Linked DNA regions of Homo sapiens: region 1 is linked to region 2. Evidence: chromatin loops called from intact Hi-C (ENCODE). Cell type or tissue: PC-9. All regions are shown on one strand. Links, peaks and the distances in the headings refer to the core of each region. The heading gives the core; the rest is flanking DNA.

What was found. Peaks named below come from ENCODE experiments on the same cell type or tissue, not always from the same donor. Only the 100,000 strongest peaks of a DNase experiment are listed, where the experiment ranks them.
Region 1: a loop joins it to region 2, with 8 times the contacts of the local background. A loop is called at or near these places in 5 of 110 quality-filtered maps.

What each region holds. Positions count from the first base shown.
Region 1 is chr20:18,248,182-18,257,770 of GRCh38, reverse strand. No RefSeq gene overlaps it. Among named protein-coding and RNA genes, the nearest start is that of ZNF133, 36 kb to the left of the region's middle. RefSeq lists an enhancer at 4,323-5,522. In PC-9, for the core only: no CTCF peak of the experiment used is centred there; a DNase peak (open chromatin) is centred at 4,830; H3K4me3 peaks cover 2,224 bases; H3K27ac peaks cover 4,224 bases.
Region 2 is chr20:18,193,125-18,202,713 of GRCh38, reverse strand. No RefSeq gene overlaps it. Among named protein-coding and RNA genes, the nearest start is that of PET117, 60 kb to the right of the region's middle. In PC-9, for the core only: a CTCF peak has its summit at 5,180; a DNase peak (open chromatin) is centred at 4,823; H3K4me3 peaks cover 511 bases; H3K27ac peaks cover 2,585 bases.

The sequences.
Region 1 (9,589 bases), core at 1,147-9,146, 55 kb before region 2:
CACTTGGTGAGCAGAGTGCAGAGCGGACCCTACAGCCCTCACCCCCATGACTGGCGCCTTTGGGAAGTGCCCACCCTGCCCAACCTTACCCTGCAGTTCTCCTAGGCCCAATAAAATCTCAATTAATATTCATGCATGCACTAGTGTATTCAACACATATTTGCTGTCTTTTGAAGAAGTGGGGCCAACCCAATTATATTTTCTGCATTATAAACACCTTCCAAGGCTCACCTTCTCTCTCTACCCCTCCATTTCTGGTCCTAGTTGAGGTCCTATCGTCTCTTACCTGGGCACCTGCAGTGACTCCCTAATCAGACTTGCTCCTTTTAGTCTCATCCCCTTCAAACCCAGCCCACACACTGGCCAGAACCATCTATTTAAAACTCAGATCTGGAGAGTGGGGAGGGATAGCATTAGGAGATATACCTAATGTAAATGACGAGTTAATGGGTGCAGCACACCAACATGGCACATGTATACATATGTAACAAACCTGCACGTTGTGCACATGTACCCTAGAACTTAAAGTAAAATAAACAAATAAATAAATAAAATAAAATAAAACAACAACTCAGATCTGGCCAGGGGGCTAACCCCTGCTCGACACCCCCCAGGGGCTCCCGCCACTATGATCTGCAATGGCTGGTTAAAAGGGACTAAAACTTTCCGGGGCTGGTCTCTGACCACTTCCTTAGCAGCCATCCTGTTGCTCCCAACCTCAGGGGATCCTTGAGCAATGCTGATTGATGGCTTTGCACACAGACCCCTTACAGGGATTGTTTTAATCACCTGCTATTCATCCTGCTGGTGAGAAAGGGATTCCTGTTCCAGGGTTATGGGGATGGCCAAACACAGGACACCTCACACTGGACAGATGAGATGACGGCAGTTTATAACTCACATTCTGGATCAGAACACAGCATAGCACGCAGGGCCACAGGGGCTACACTTGGGAACAGAGTGAATAGCCAGGGTCTGGAGTCAGGCTTTGTGCTATCAAAAGGGTAGGGTGATTCCTGATTCCTGCAGCAGAATATGATGGGCTTGTTTGAATAATTTCTCAGGCTGACAGGGAACTGACTGACACCCACTGCTCAGAGATAAGCAGGAACTGCACCGTGTTTGGCTAGGGGATCTTATCCAAGAGAGCAGAAGGGAGGGGAATTTGTGGTTAGAGCATTCTAGGCTCTCTCAGTTTGACCAGATGTCAAAGCAGCACTTAATATTGAACGAAATTCTAGGCCTTACATCACAGGCAAACAGGTGAGCTCCACCTCTGTGGGCTCCTCCATCTCCCCACTCCCACTTACTCTGGCTAACTCCTGGTCAGCCTTATTTTTCAACTCTGATCTCCTCTCCAGCAGGCCACTTCCCTGGCCTCTCCTATCTAGCTGAGTTGCTTACCTATCCTAGGTACTCTTAGTGCCTTTTTTTTCTTCTTTTTTTTGAGACGGAGTCTCACTCTGTCTCCCAGGCTAGAGTGTAGTGGCACTATCTCGGCTGCAAACTCCGTCTCTTGGGTTCAAGTGATTCTCCTGCCTCAGCCTCCTGAGTAGCTGGGATTACAGGTGTGTGCCACCACACCCAGCTAATTTTTGTATTTTTAGTAGAGACAGGGTTTCACCATGTTGGCTAAGCAGATCTTGAACTCCTGACCTCAGGTGATCCAACTGCCTCAGCCTCCCAAAGTGCTGGGATTACAGGCATGAGCCACTGTGCCCAGCAGGGTACTCTTGTTGCACCCTCTTGTCCATGCCATAGTCTAATAAAAATGTAGAGATGAGTCTCTAAATTTAACGTTTTATTTGGGATACAAGAATTGCAATTTGGGGCGTACACATAGACTAGGTACTCTTTGGTGTGTCTGAAGAACAAAGAGAAAGTTGGGGGTTTTATTTTTAAAAAGAAATGTTGCCTGTGGTCTTGAAAGAAAGTTCATGGGTATTAGTAAAGTTGTGGGGAGCTGGAAAGCTCCAGTTGGTGAGCCACAGGCCTGGGTAAAATTAGTCTTTGAGCTGTAGCAGCTATTGGGTAAAGCTGGTCCAAGGCTGGTCTTGTTTCAGCAGCTATTGGGTAAAGCTGGTCTTAGGTTACCACAGGCAGCTTTAGCTGCTGGACTTGGAGAGAATTAAATTTTTGGAGCAATGCTATATGCCGCAAGTGCTTTTCCCTTCTGGCTTCTCAACTCTGTTTTTGTTGGGTATGACAAGAATGACCCAATTTGTATAATCAATTTTCACACTCAGAAGTTAGCAAACTACGCTTAAGCACACTCTGTCTTCTCCTCTACAATGTCGGCTCCTTGCAGACAGGGGCCTGGCACAGTTTATTTGTTTTCAAATCTCTAGTACCTGTCCAAGGAAAGGTGGCAAATTTTAAGAATATAACTCAAAAATTCTAATTTACTTTTGCTACATTTTATACCATAAGAAAAAGCAAGTCCATTGGAATCCCTCAGACAAAACAGTCAACAAAAATTTCAAACTCTACAGGGAAATTGTGGGGGAAATTACATTATTTAAAAAATGGCTGGGCGTGTTTGCTCACACCTTAAATCCCAACACTTTGGGAGGCCAAGGCAGGAGGATTACTTCAGGCCAGGAGTTCAAGACCAGCCTGAGCAACATAGTGAGACCCTACCTCTATAATCTGTATATATTTTAAAATTAGCCAGGCATGGTAGCACACGCCTATAGTCTTAGCTACTCGGGAGGCTGAGGTGGGAGGATTGCTGGAGCCCAGGAATTTGAGGCTGCAGTGAGCCATGATTGCACCATCACACTCCAGCCTGGTGACAGAGTAAGACTCTGTCTCTTAAAAAAAAAAATTGTTTTGTGAATATGTCCTCTCCCTACTCCTTTTCTTCACAATGTTTGGCTGGGTGCACATGAACACTTGCTCTCAGCATACCTTGGCGATTTTGCTGCCCTCTTCTTAAAATGTTAAGCATGAGGTCAAAGAGAGTTTATAGTTCTGAAGTACCACTTCAAATCAGTGTGCTGGGAACTCGTCCTCACAGCCAGGAGCTGAGCTCTGCTTTAGTTTCACACAGAGTTTATTCACATTGGCAATGGATGCTCTGTCCAGGTCGTGAATCTAGTAGATTTGTTTCCTTCAGAGCCTTCTGGTAGGAAACAAATATTCTCAGAGACAAAGCTTTTATAATCCCAGACCCATTGGTAGAGAAGAATTCAGCATCTCATGACTACTAAGGAGCAGAGCCAGGATTCAAACCTAGGTGTGTCCAGCTCCCAAGACTACGCAGAGTGGAGTTAGGCCAGAATGTGGAACGGCCATGGGCTCTCGCAGAAGACCAGTAGGGCAGAAGGACAAGCTAGCAGCCTCGGGCCCCACAGGACCCAAAGACAAATTTTGTTTGAATTGTGCTGTACTTACAATTTTGTTCCCATTTTTTTTTATTGTGGTAAAATACACATAACATAGAATTCACCATTTTATCCATTTTGAGTGTATAGTTGAGTGGCATTAAATACATTCATAATGTTGTACAACCATCTCCAGAGCTCTTTTTATCTTGCAAAACAGAAACTATATCCATTAAATGCTAATTCTCCATTCTCTTCTCTCCCAGCTCCTGGCAACCCACCATTCTATTTTCTGTCTCTGTGACTTTGACAATTCTGGGTACCTCATAGAAGCGGAATCATGCAGCATTTGTCTTCTTGTGACTGGCTTACATCACTTAGCATGATGTCTTCAAGACCCATCCACGTTGTAACACTGTCAGAATTTCCTTCCTTTTTAAGGCTAAATAATGTCTCATTGTATACACTCACGTATATCACATTTTGCTAATCCATTCACCTACTGATGGACACTTGGGTTCCTGGTACAGTTTGGCTATTATGAATAACGCTGCTACAAACAGAGGTGTATAAATATCTGTTAGTATCCCTGCTTTCAGTTCTTTTGGAAGTATACCCAGAAGTGGAAATGCTGGATCATATGGTAGTTCTATTTTTAATTTTTTGCAGAACTGCCATACTGTTTTTCACAGTGGCTATACCGTTTTACATTCCTACTGACAGGGCACAAGGATTTCAACTTTTCCACATTCTCACCAACATTTCTTATTTTCTTTTTTAAAAAAATAATGGCCATCCTAATGGATGTGAGGTGGTATTTCATTGTAGTTTTGGTGTGTTTTTCCCTAATGATTACCAATGTTGAGCATCTTTCCATGTGTATATATAATTTTTAAAAAATTAGTTGTTAACATGAAATACCGTAAATTTCACAATAACTCCAAATTCCTGGCTTCTCTTGACAAAACAAGAGATCTGGCTCAGCTGGGCACTTATTTCCACAAGGCAGCAGTCAGCTACTCGGGAGGGCGGCTGCTCTCTAGAAAGCCCGTGCATTCTCTGGTTTACCGCAGGCCCTACCACTCCCTGTTGCCTGACCCCAGGTGGCACAAAAGTCTGGGACTCCCTAGGGGATGTTAGCAGTACCTCAACTTGTCTATGTCTTCAGATCTTCAGGCCAAGAACTCACCCCGGCCTCATGCACCTCTACCCTGCCCCTGGGCCTTGTGAAAACTGCCAGAACAGCTCCGGAGACCACATCTGACTTCTCCGTGTGCTTCTTGCAATCACCTCTGAACAGGAGCCAAAAAGTATTTGCCAAGTGAATAAGAGAATGGAGCCTTTCTTCATAAATCTTAACAAATCAGTTAAGAATCTAGGTGTGACCAGGGAATGACATCTCGAGCCCAAATGATTTCAGGAGAGGCTGCCAGAGGCCTTTTTGAATGAAGAGCAGCCCAAGTATGGCTAAGCCAGGCACGCAGCCGCGTTTCTGGCATTGTGCTTTCATGGCAAAGGTTTGATGAGGCTTTCTTGAGGTGACCGAGTGAGGAGACCAAAGTTGCTGGGGCGTAACCCTTCTATTGTTGCATTAACCAGGCAAATACGTGGAGGGCTTTTCTAGGTGACTAAGGCCCTAGCAATGTCCTATGGGGTGGAGCTGGTGGGTGTTCCCCTCTCCCATGGGTGGCAGCCAGTACCCAGGAACTTTGGCTGGGGACGCCAAGACTCGGAAAACAAAACCTGGGACTTTGCGTGTCTGAGAAGATAGGCAGGATCCTCCACGCCTCCTCCCAGACTGAACCTGGTGAATCACCCGGCGTATCCCACTGTCAGGAAGGCAGGCACTGAAGTGTCTGTGGCAAACCCAGAGAGAAGAGAAATTGTTCAGGCTGCCTTCCTGGGACCTCCCAGTCTTACCCTTTAAGCAAGGACTTAACAACATCAACAGAGTGGAAAGCAGCCTCTCCTTTCTACCACCTTGAGGATGAGTACCCATTTCACAGGACAGAAGGATGGAGGTTTGTTTCCCAGTGACATGTGACCCTGGACATGAACTATAAAAGCACTGAACTATTAAAGGTCTAGTTGGTCATCTTGAAATTCCAACTTTCTGGCTAGGTTAGTTAGGTGCAGTCTGAATCAATTATGGTTTTACAGAAAGATGCTGTAGCTCTCTGGGGCAGGAACTCATCATTTTGCAGACATAGGCCTGGCTCCAGAAATACTTAAGGGGTCCACGGGACATCAGAGTAAACAACCTGCTGCTTTATTATATTAGTAGTAATCACAAAGTTGATTGTGCACCTGCCTTAAGTGCTTCCTACAAGCCAATCACTCTTCTACACCTTTGCCACATATTGATACTTTTGATTATCACCACGGGGCTTTGAGGTCTGATTGAATTCCAGGATGAAGACGTCGTTGGGGCACCGACAGACAGCGCCTATGGCAAAGAGTGCCCAAGGCAGACAGCTCCCAAGGGGCAGTGCTGGGAGCCATCCTAAAAGCTTGTTCTTTCAACTCCTACAGTATTAGGGTTGTGTGTGGTTCCCATAAAAATAGCTACCTGCTTTCCCTGCCCTCAGAGCACTATTCCACAAGCAAATCCCTGCCCCATGCCCCTCTTTTTTCCCAAATGAATCAAGAGCACCTATGTCCATTATGATCTTTACTCCTCACAACACAGTAAAATGGGTGTTGCTCTAATGCCATCATGAGCTCCACTGTTCAGAGCAGAAAACAGACGCAGAGAGACTTGGTGGTATGGTCACTGGCATAGGCGGGGAGGCCGATGAGGACACTGCCTAGGTCTCCCTGCCCGGGCTGGGGTTCCTGATGCCCTGCCCCCAGTGGGTTACCAGCAAATTCATGATGGATAAATAAGCTTATTGATAACTTCTAGATGGGCAACTTCAGATAATTGACAATATCACTCCCTACTCGTGTCATGTAGCAAAATCTTCTTAAATAATATTTTGGATTGACATTATTGTAAAATATGTTACTATATTTCCTGCATTTTTTTCTTACTTTTTTCCTTCCTCAATTGCCATATTTTATTTTAGCAATTTTGATGGAAATTTTTCTAAAATAGATTACATGATTTTTTATATCTTTTTTTAAGAGTAGCTTTTAAAAATAACTTTACCATGGAAAGTTTTGAAGATACACAGAAATGGTTCAGAGTTGAGTGAATCCACAGTACCCATCGCCCAGCCTCAATTGCCATCAGTGGTGACTGGTCCTGCCCCCCACATCCCACTCAGTGACATCCCCCTCCACCCATAGAACTGAAGCAAATCCCAGACATTGTATCATTTCACTTCTAGATATTTAGACATGTATCTCCAAAAGATACAATTATTTTTATCACAATTACCCTACTCTTTTTCTTTCTTTTCTTGAGACGCAGTCTCACTCTGTCGCCAGCTCAGAGTGCAGTGGTCCTATCTCGGCTCACTGCAACCTCTGCCTCCTGGGTTCAAGCAATTTTCCTGTCTCAGCCTCCCGAGTAGCTGGGACTACAGGTGCATGCCACCACGCCCGGCTAATTTTTGTATTTTTAGTAGAGATGAGGTTTCACCATGTTGGCCAGGATGATCTCGATTTCTTGACCTTGTGATCCGCTGCCTTAGCCTCCCAAAGTGCTGGGATTACAGGCGTGAGCCACCGTGCCTGACCACCCTACTCTTTTTACATATGAAAATTAATAAAAATTTCTTTCTTTTTTTTTTTTTTTTTTTTAAAGAGACAGAGTATCACCATGTTGCATGGGTTGGTCTCGAACTCCTAATCTCAAGTGATCCGCCCACCTTGGCCTCCCAAAGTTCTGGGATTACAGGTGCGAGCCACCGTGCCTGGCCAAAATGTCTTATTTAATATATTCAGTTGTATTCAAATATTCAATTGTATCATACATTTGTACATTTTTAGCAGAATGTTTTTTCTTTAAAAAAAAAAACTTTTTTTTAGGTTCAAAGGTCCTTGTGATAAAGGCCTTGTAATAAAGGCCCTTTATTTTAGGTTCAAAGGTCCATGTGAAGGTTTGTTACATAGGTAAACCCATGTCATGGGGGTTTCTTGGACAGAAGATTTCATCACTCAGGTATTAAACCCAGTACCCAATAGTTATGTTTTCTGCTCTTCTCCCTTCTCCCACCCTCCATCCTCAAATAGACTCCAGTGCACCCTGGAGGTTGGCTCCAGAATCCAATGTACGACCCCAGCATGCTGTTAATTAGGTAATAGTTTAATACAGGGAAGACAGATTCAAGAATGCTGGCTTCCATTATTCTCTGTGTCTTTGTGTGAATCATTTCTCTTTTACTATTAGCAAGGGGAACAAATTATACTCCTTTAATACCATTTTACAATTCTCTGTTGAAAAGGAGCATGGTTCAGATTGTTACAAGCCGTACCAGGCCTCCTTTGAATTATGCAAATCCCAGAGTTATTTCAATATGAAAGAAATGTTTCTAGTTTTTAAATATGACTAACTCCAGGCATAAGTGGAAACTGGTACAACTACCTTGGAAACCCAATTGGCACAGTTTCATAAAGCTGAACACATCCATATCTTTGGATACAGCAGTTTCACACTTCTATGTGTATACTGAAGCAAAATGAGTGCATAGGACCACCAAAAATACCTGCAGGAATGTTTTCAGCATTTCTTTTTGTACCATCCTCAAACTGGGAACAACCCAAATGTCCATCAACAGAGGACATCATACATCATTAGAGAAATGTGATTAAAACAGTGGTGGGATACCACTATACACCTATTAAATGACCCAAATCCACAAAATCCAGAACTCTGACAACACCAAATGTTGATGAAGTTGTGGAGTGACAGGAACTCTCATTCGTTACAACACAAATGAATTTTTGTGGGAATGCAAAATGATACAGCCACTTTGGAAGACAGTTTGGCAGTTTCTTACAAAATTAAAAATATTCTTACCATTTTATCCAGCAGTCGTGCTCTTTGGTATTTACTCAAAGGAGTTGAAAACTTACGTACACACAAAAACCTGCACACAGATTTTATAGTGGCTTTGTTCATAACTGCCAAAACTGGGAACCAACCAAGACGTCCTTCAGTAGGTGAATGGATAAATCAACTGTAGTTCATCCAGACAATGAAATATTATTCAGTGCTAAAAAGAAATGAGCTAGCAAGCCATGAACAGACGTGGAGGAAACTTAAATGCCTATGACTAAGTGAAGGAAATCAATCTGAAAAAGCTATACACTATATGATTCCAACTATGTGACATTCTGGAAAAGGCAGCAGTAAAATGATCAGTAGTTGCCAGGGGTTGGGAGGAGAAGAATAAATACGTGGAGCACAGAGGATTTTTTTAAATTATACTTTAAGTTCTAGGGTACATGTGCATAACGTGCAGGTTTGTCACATATGTATACATGTGCCATGTTGGTGTGCTGCACCCATTAACTTGTCATTTACATTAGGTATATCTCCTAATGCTATCCTCCCCCCTCCCCCCACCCCACGACAGGCCCCCGGGTGTGATGTTCCCCTTCCTGTGTCCAGCGTTCTCATTGTTCAATTCCCACCTATGAGTGAGAACATATGGTGTTTGATTTTCTGTCCTTGCAATACTTTGCTAAGAATGATGGTTTCCAGCTTCATCCATGTCCCTACAATGGACATGAACTCATCCTTTTTCATGGATGCATAGTATTCCATGGTGTATATGTGCCACATTTTCTTAATCCAGTCTATTATTGATGGACATTTGGGTTGGTTCCAAGTCTTTGCTATTGTGAATAGTGCTGCAATAAACATACGTGTGCATGTGTCTTTATAGCAGCATGATTTATAATCCTTTGGGTATATACCCAGTAATGGGATGGCTGGGTCAAATGGTATTTCTAGTTCTAGATCCTTGAGGAATCACTACACTGTCTTCCACAATGGTTGAATCAGTTTACAGTCCCACCAACAGTGTAAAAGTGTTCCTATTTCTCCACATCTTCTCCAGCCCCTGTCCTTTCCTGACTTTTGAATGATCACCATTCTAACTGGTGTGAGATGGTATCTCATTGTGGTTTTGATTTGCATTTTTCTGATGGCCAGTGATGATGAGCATTTTTTCATGTGTCTGTTGGCTGCATAAATGTCTTCTTTTGAGAAGTGTCTGTTCATATCCTTCACCCACTTTTTGATGGGGTTGTTTTTGTTTCTTGTAAATTTCTTTGAGTTCTTTGTAGATTCTGGATATTAGCCCTTTGTC
Region 2 (9,589 bases), core at 637-8,636:
GATACCACTGGCATTGATACGGTCAAATAAATAATATGAAGACTACACTATGGTACCCACCCAGAACTAAAGGCAAAATACCCTACCCACTGACACTACAGATACATCTACAGGAAAAAGTAATTCCCTATGAGAGCTACTCCATAAAATTGGAAGAAGCATCTGTTACATCAGATGTACAGCTATCAACATAAAAACACAAGAAACATGAAAAAGCAAGGAAACACACCACCTCCAAACACACACACACACACACACAGAGACACACACACACACACACAAATAATTCTCTAGTAACAGAACGCAAAGAAAAGAAAATTTATTAAATGCTTGAAAAGGATTTCAAAATAAAGATCTCAAGGAACACATGGAGATTGCAAGAGAACACGGGTGACAAAACAAAGATATCAGAAAAGCAATTCACAATCTGAATGGGAAATTAAACAGATAGACAGATATATACATATAAAAAGAAGCAAACATATATCCTGGAAATGAATAATTCAATAAATGAAATTAAAAAATATAAGATCTTCAAAAATGGACTAGATCAAGCTGAAGAAAGAATTTCTAAACTTGAAGACAAGTCTTTTGAAATAACTTGTCAGTCAAAAAGAAAGAAAAATAAAGGAAAAAAAAGAAATGTTAATGAAGAAAGCTTACATGATATATGAGAAAACATCAAGCAGACAAATACTTGAATTTTGGGAGTTCCAGAAGGAGAAGAAATGAGGAAAGGCAAAGAGAACCAATTTAATGAAATAGTCAAAAACTTCACAAGTCTTGGAAGAGATATAGACATTCAGACACAGGAAACTCAAAGATCCTCAAATAGATTCAACCCAAAAATATCCTCTCTCAGGCACATTACAGTGAAATTATCAAATGTCAAAGACAGAGAAAATGCTAAAAAAACAGCAACAAAAAAGCATCAAGTCACATATTAGCCCCTTCAGACTAACAGCAGATTTCTTAGCAGAAACATTACAGTCCAGGAGAGAATGGGATGATATATTCCATGTGCTAAAAGAAAAAACCTGCCAACCATGGGTAATATACCCAGCAAAGCTATCCTTCAGAAATAAAGGAGTAGTAGTCTTTCCCACACAAGAAAAATGGAGGGTATTCATCACCACTAGACCAATTCTACAAGGAATGCTTAAGGGAATCCTATATCTGGAAGTGAAAAGACAATACCTATCATCATAAAAACACATGAAAGTCCAAAATTTGCTGGTACAGCAGATACACAAGTGAAAGGAAATAAAAAAAGAATCAAACATGATTACTACAGAAAACCACCAAATCACAAAGATAAGCAACAAGAGAAGGAGAAAGGGACAAAGGATATACAAACCAATCAAAAAACAATTAACAAAATGACAGGAGTAAGTTCTCACCTACTATCAACAATAACCTTGAAGACAAATGGCTTAAATTTCCCAATTTAAAAATATAGACTGCCTGGGCATGGTGGCTTATGCCTGTAATCCCAGCACTTTGGCAGGCAGAGGCAGGCGGATCACTTGAGGTCAGGAGTTTGAGACCAGCCTGACCAACATGGTGAAACCCCATCTCTACTAAAAATACAAAATTAGCTGGGTGAGGTGGTGCATGCCTGTAATCCCAGCTACTTGCCAACATTCTGAGGCAGGAGAATTGCTTGAATGTGGGAGGCAGAGTTTACAGTGAGCTGAGATCGTGCCATTGCACTCCAGCCTGGGCAACAAGAGCGAAACTCCATCTCAAAAAAATAATAAATAAATAAATCAAATATATAGACTGGCTAAATGGATTTAAAAAAAAAAGTCAAGACTTGGCTATATGCTGCCCTCAAGAAACTCGCTTCACCTGAAAAGACACAAAGACTGAATGTGAAGGAATGGAAAGACATTCCACACAAATGGAAACCAAAAGCATGCAAGAGTAGCTATTCTTATATCAGACAAAATAAACTTTAAGTCAAAAACCATAAAAGGAGACAAAGAAGGCCATTATATAAATGATAAAGGGATCAATTCAGCAAGAGGATATAACAATTATAAATATATATGCATCCAACACCAGAGAACCTAGAGATATAAAATAAATATCATTAGAGCTTAAGAGATAAGTTCCATTGGTCTGAAAATGCATTTTGAGAAAATAAAAAGGAGAGATAGGCTCCAATATAATAATAGTTGGGGACTTCACCACCCTTCACTCAGTGGAGAGGTCATCTACAAAGAAAATCAACAAAGAAACTTCGGACTTATACTGCACTCTAAACCAAATGGACCTAACAGATATTTACAGAACATTTCATCTAACTGCTGTAGAACACACATTCTTCACTTCAGCATATGAACCTTTCTCCAGGATAGATCATATGTTAGGTCACAAAAACAAATTTCAACAAGCATGAGGAAACAGCGAACATACCCAAATTCAGGGACATTCTACAAATTAGCCAAGTACTCTTCAAAATGTCAATGTCAAAAAAGACTCAGGAACAGTTCCTGATTATAGATTAAAGCAGCATGGCCACTGAATGCAACACTGGATCTTGGATATTCTTTTGCCATAAAGGGCAGTAGTAGGACAATTAGTGAAATCTGAATTTGATTTATAGATTGGATAACAGCATATTAACACTGATTTCCCTGATTTTGATCATTGTACTGTGGTTAGGTAAGAACATTCCTTGCTTTTAGAAATACACACCAAAATATTAAGGGTAAAATGAGCATGATATCTGCAACTTACTTTTAACTTGTCCAGAAAAAAAAAGTGTCTGTGTGTATGAGTGAGTGTGCATGTGTGAGAAAGAGAGGAGGGAGAGGCAAATGTATAAAATATTAACATTTACAGAACTGGGGTAAAGAGTATCTGGAAATTCTTTGTTCTCTTTTGCAACTTTTCCTTAAGCCTGATATTATGTCAAAATTTAAAATAAACATTTTAAATTTGTTTGGTGAGTCGTTCCCTTTGTACCTTTATCCCAACTACCCAGCTGGCTCTAGAAAGTTTCTTCCTTGAGTCTGCATCTGTTTTTTGTTTTGTTTTGTTCTTTGGCGACACAGTCTCATTCTGTTGCCCAGGCTGGAGTACAGTGGCACAGTCTTGGCTCACTGCAACCTCCGCCTCCCTGGTTCAAATGATTCTCCTGCCTCAGCCTCCCAAGGAGGAGCTGGGATTACAGGCAACCACCACCATGCCTGGCAAATTTTTGTATTTTTAGTAGACATGGGGTTTCACCATGTTGGCCAAGCTGGTCTTGAACTCCTGACCTCTGGTGATCTGCCCATCTTGGCCTCCCAAAGTGCTGGGATTACAGGTGTGAGCCACCACGCCCGGCCTCGAGTCTGCATCTAAACAGGGCTAATTACTACTATTTGTCTCACATACCCCTTTGAAGATCTGATAAAGCTTCAGGCCCTCTCCCCAGAAATACATTCATACTCTCATACTCATATACACTTGCCTTTGCATACAACCACCTCAGATTAAGAAACTTGACTTGGGAGACCAGCAATCAAATATCTAAACAAGAAGTTAGAGGTCCCACCAGCAAAGTGAATGGGAAGTATATGGCTGGGCTCTGAATCATGAGTCCCTATCCAGGGTTCAAGGGCCTCTTTGGCCTTGGATGATTTTCCTCCTACATCTTACTCACTTCTGCAGACAAGGAGGGGGCTGGCTGAGAGGCCCATTCTAGCCTGGACTTAGATGCTATCTTCTGCTTACTATCTGTGCATCCTTGGGGAGTTACTTAACCTCTGAAGCCTCAGTTTTCTCTTCATAAAATAGAGGCAATTACAGGACCACCTCATAGGGCTGCTGGAGAAAGAGGAGTTCAGAAATGGGAGCTTCCGTTATTTTTGTATTTTTAGCACCTAATATTGTCTGCTTAATGCTTTGTGACCTTTGCTGTTTTTACCAAGCCCAGCCTAGCACTGGCTCTGCAAGAGCTGAGTAGTGTCTGCTCCTCAGTGGTAAGCAACTACTGTACTCAGAGGCATGAGGCCATAGCCTAAGGCTTAATCTCAAGGGCCCATGTTGCCAACAATCCTTGCTTCCTCAAGACCTTCTAAGATCAGGCTTTTTCTTTTTATCCCACTTGGAGCCTAATGTCCTTCACTGGACATATCTTTTCATTTAATTGAACCTTTAGCAATATTCAGTTTAACTGGAATACTAGACATTTTGGGCAAATGTGAACATATTAGTAGCACGTTTGCTTTTCAACTGTCATTTATCTTCAACTCAAAATTCTCTTTCTCAAAATGAAACGAATTATAGTGTCAAAGTGAAAACAAGTGTGTCTTGAACTCCTTGATTATTCATTAAGAGGAAAAGAATGAAATTTCAGATTGATAGTGCACATTTGTGTGTGTGCTTGTGCGCACACTCTCTCTCTCTGGAGGCTCATAGAGTGTCCCAAACCATAAGCTAAAACTGCCCATCTTCTTAGGGTTTCAATTCTACCCAAAGCTTTGGAGTGAAAAAATCCATTTTAATATTAAAACAATCAGATATACTTAAAGAGCAGAATATAACATACCTGTAATTTTTTTTGTTTTTTTGAGACGGAGTCTCACTCTGCTGCCCAGGCTGGAGTGCAGTGGCACAATCTCGGCTCACTGCAACCTCCACCTGCCAGGTTCAAGCAATTCTCTTATCTCAGCCTCCTGAGTAGCTGCAATTACAGGCGTGCACCACCACGCCCAGCTAATTTTTGCATTTTTAGTCAGGACAGGGTTTCACCATGTTGGTCAGACTGGTCTGACTCCTGACATCAGGTGATCCTCCCTCCTCGGCATCCCAAAGTGCTGGGATTACAGGTGTGAGTCACAGCGCCCGGCCCATAGCTGCAATTTTTAACAATGAAACCTCAAAGGATGTGAGTTCTTGCCAGGTCATAGCTGGTGCCTCCTTCTGTGTTGGGGTTTTTGCAGGGCAAGGCTGGGAAGCACTGGTTTAGCTCTCTGGGAAGGGGAGGAAAGCGGTAAGCTGTCCAGAGGACTTGTTCTCCGGAGGCAAGCCGTCACTGCTTTGGGGATCTTGGCAACTGAGCGTCTCTATGTGCCCAGGCCTCAGCCAAGTGCTGGGGAGGACAAAAGCTGCCTCAGCTCCCAGGGAGTCCAAAACCTGGTTAATGCAGACAACAGCACCTACTCCTGCACAGAAAAGCCATTGCAGACACTGACACAAGCTAGCATTTTAGCAAATAAAGGCATTATTATTTGCCGAGCAAAATATAATGTGGGGAGGCATCAGCACGTGGCCTCTCACGTAGTTCTCTAAATTTAATTTTTTATCTAACATTAAACTTCAATGGTTTCAAAAATTTTGTAACAGAATTTTGATCAAGTTGCTTCCATTTTTAAAGCTAGATCTGTCTTTAAAAACAAATAGCTGCCGGGCGTGATGGCTCACGCCTGTAATCCCAGCACTTTGGGAGGCTGAGGACGGAGGATCACGAGGTCAGGAGATCGAGACCATCCTGGCTAATACAGTGAAACCTGTCTCTACTAAAAATACAAAAAAATTAGCCGGGCGTGGTGGCGGGCACCTGTAGTCCCAGCTACTCGGGAGGCTGAAGCAGGAGAATGGAGTGAACCCGGGAGGCAGAGCTTGCAGTGAGCCGAGATTGCACCACTGCACTCCAGCCTGGGTGACAGAGTGAGACTCCGTCTCAAAAAAAAAAAAAAAAAAAAAAAAAAAAAAAACACACAGTAGGCTGGGCGCGGTGGCTTATGCCTGTAATCCCAGCACTTTGGGAGGCTGAGGTGGGCTGATCACCTGAGGTCAGAAGTTTGAGACCAGCCACAGCCAACATGGCAAAACCCCATCTTTACTAAAAATACAAAAAATTAGGCCGGGTGCGGTGGCTGTCGCCTATAATCCCAGAACTTTGGGAGGCCAAGGCGGGTGGATAACGAGGTCAGGAGTTCGAGACCAGCCTGACCAGCATAGTGAAACTCCATCTCTACTAAAAATACAAAAAAAATTAGCCAAGCATGGTGGCGGGTGCCTGTAATCCCAGCTACTTGGGAGGCTGAGGCAGGAGAATTGCTTGAACCCAGGAGGTGGAGGTTGCAGTGAGCCAAGATCGTGCCACTGCACTTCAGCCCAGACAACAGTGCAAGACTCAGTCTCAAAAATAAAATAAAATAAAATAAAAAATTAGCCGGGTGTAGTGGCAGGCGCTTGTAATCCTAGCTACTTGGGAGGCTGAAGCAGAATTGCTTGAACCTCGGAGGCAGGGGTTACAGTGAGCTGAGATGGCGCCATTGCACTCCAGCCTGGGTGACAGATCGAGACACTCTCTCTCAAAAAAAAAAAAAAGAACACAGAATATTCCCTTATATTCCATTGCAATCCCTTCCATCTGTGGCCTAGCCATGGCATTACTCTCTAACCATTAGCCCTACTTTACTATCTGCGCATCCTTGGGGAGTTTCTTTACCTCTCAAGCCTCCCTTTTCTCCTCATAAAATAGAGGCAATTACAGGACCACCTCATGGAGTTGCTGAGACAGTGGCTCTGAGAACGTCCTTTGGCTGTGACTGGATGGCAGAGGTGGCCAGTCAGCATTCTCCCTGAGTCATGGAGCACAAATAAAAGAGTATCTGTGCCACATACTGGACACTCCAGAGGGATGAACGCATGCACTTGGAGCTTAGTGAAGAAAATCATTTTCACATTCTTAGGAGAGATAAAGTAAAAAAATGTACTAAATATTGAATTTATATATCATTTTCAAATAAAATCTCTTCACATATTTTAATGAGAAACTTGATCTGGTTTTCATGGACATTTAAAAAATATCAGATATTACCCTTGAAATGGTTGCATACAATTCCTAATCACAAGTTTTTAACAATTCTCTCTTCTAGTTCCTGACTGTAACCAATGAGAAACATTGACAAAAGTAGGTGATAAAATATTTAATCTTCCTGGCTGGGTGCGGAGGCTCACGCCTGTAATCTAGCATTTTGGGAGGCCGAGGTGGGTGGATTACCTGAGGTCGGGAGTTCGAGACCAGCCTGGCCAACATGGTGAACCCTGTCTCTACTAAAAATACAAAAAGATTAGCCGGGTGTGGTGGCATGCGCCTGTAATCCCAGCTACTCAGGAGGCTGAGGTACGAAAATCACTTGCACCTGGAGAAGGAGGCTGCAGTGAGATGGCACCACTGAACTCCAGACTGGGCGACAGAGTGAGATGCTGTCTCAAAAATAAATAAGTAAATTTAAAAAATTGTTTAGATTTAACCTTCCTTTCTTTAAAATCTGAAAATTTCTAAGAGTTGAAATTAGAAGAGTCTTAGCAGTCCATCTTTTTTCTTTTTTTTTTATTGATCATTCTTGGGTGTTTCTTGCAGAGGGGGATTTGGCAGGGTCATAGGACAATAGTGGAGGGAAGGTCAGCAGATAAACAAGTGAACAAAGGTCTCTGGTTTTCCTAGGCAGAGGACCCTGCGGCCTTCCGCAGTGTTTGTGTCCCTGGGTACTTGAGATTAGGGAGTGGTGATGACTCTTAACGAGCATGCTGCCTTCAAGCATCTGTTTAACAAAGCACATCTTGCACCGCCCTTAATCCATTTAACCCTGAGTGGACACAGTACATGTTTCAGAGAGCACAGGGTTGGGGGTAAGGTCACAGATCAACAGGATCCCAAGGCAGAAGAATTTTTCTTAGTACAGAACAAAATGAAAAGTCTCCCATGTCTACTTCTTTCTACACAGACAGAGCAACCATCCGATTTCTCAATCTTTTCCCCACCCTTCCCCCTTTTCTATTCCACAAAACCGCCGTCGTCATCATGGCCCGTCCTCAATGAGCTGTTGGGTACACCTCCCACACGGGGTGGTGGCCGGGCAGAGGGGCTCCTCACTTCCCAGAAGGGGTGGCCGGGCAGAGGCGCCCCCCACCTCCCGGACAGGGCGGCTGGCCGGGCAGAGGAGCCCCCCACCTCCCTCCCGGACGGGGCGGCTGGCCGGGCGGGGGCTGACCCCCCCACCTCCCTCCCAGACGGGGTGTTTGGCCGGGTGGGGGCTGACCCCCACCTCCCTCCCGGACGGGGTGGCTGCCGGGCGGAGACGCTCCTCACTTCCCAGACGGGGCGGCTGCCGGGCGGAGGGGCTCCTCACCTCCCAGATGGGGTCACGGCCGGGCAGAGGCGCTCCTCACCTCCCAGACGGGGTCGCGGCCGGGCAGAGGCGCTCCTCACCTCCCAGACGGGGTCGCGGCCGGGCAGAGGCGCTCCTCACATCCCAGACGGGGCGGCGGGGCAGAGGCGCTCCCCACATCTCAGATGATGGGCGGCCGGGCAGAGATGCTCCTCACTTCCTAGATGGGATGGCGGCCGGGAAGAGGCGCTCCTCACTTCCCAGACGGGGTGGCAGCCGGGCAGAGGCTGCAATCTTGGCACTTTGGGAGGCCAAGGCAGGCGGCTGGGAGGTGGGGGTTGTAGCGAGCCGAGATCACGCCACTGCACTCCAGCCTGGGCACCATTGAGCACTGAGTGAACGAGACTCCGTCTGCAATCCCGGCACCTCGGGAGGCCGAGGCTGGTGGATCACTCGCAGTTAGGAGCTGGAGACCAGCCCGGCCAACACAGCAAAACCCCGTCTCCACCAAAAAAATATGAAAACCAGTCAGGCATGGCGGCGCGGGCCTGCAATCGCAGGCACTCGGCAGGCTGAGGCAGGAGAATCAGGCAGGGAGGTTGCAGTGAGCCGAGATGGCAGCAGTACAGTCCAGCTTCGGCTGGGCATCAGAGGGAGACCGTGGAAAGAGAGGGAGAGGGAGACCGTGGGTAGAGGGAGAGGGGGAGGGGGAGGGAGCAGCAGTCCATCTTTTTTCTAATGGACAAATGTAACGTTGATAATTGTGAAAATGTGAATGAAACATGAATCCAAAAGACATTTTTTCAAGTCATGTGTTTTTAAGTGGCAGGAAAGCTCTAAACTAGGGGTCTGAAACCCCCAGACCATGAACCAGTACTGGTCTGTGGCCTGTTAGGAACGGGGCTGCACAGCAGGAGGTGAGCAGAGGGCAAGTGAGCAAAGCTTCATCTGTATTTATAGCCGCTCCCCATCACTCGCATTATCACCTGAGCTCCACCTCCAGTCAGATCAGCAGTGGCATTAGATTCTCACAGGAATGTGAACCCTATTGTGGACTGCATATTTAAGGGATCTAGGTTGTGCACTCCTTATGAGAATTTAATGCCCTATGATCTGTCACTGTCTCCCATCACCCCAAGATGGGACCACCTAGCTGCAAAACAACAAGCTTAGGGCTCCCACTGATTCTACATTATGGTGACTTTTATAATTATTTCATTAGATATTTCAATGTAATAATAATAGAAATAAAGTGCACAATAAATGTAATGTGCTTGAATCATCCTGAAACCATTCCCCCCTCAACCCCAGTCCATGGAAAAATTGTCTTCCACAAAACTGGTCTCTGGTGCCAAAAAGGTTGGGGACCACTACTTTAAGCCATAGAATGTGTTCAGTAGAGTGGTCTCCCTGCAGCCAGCTTGGAAGCTACAAAAGCCACAGACAATCCAATGTGTGTGAGGCTGCAACCT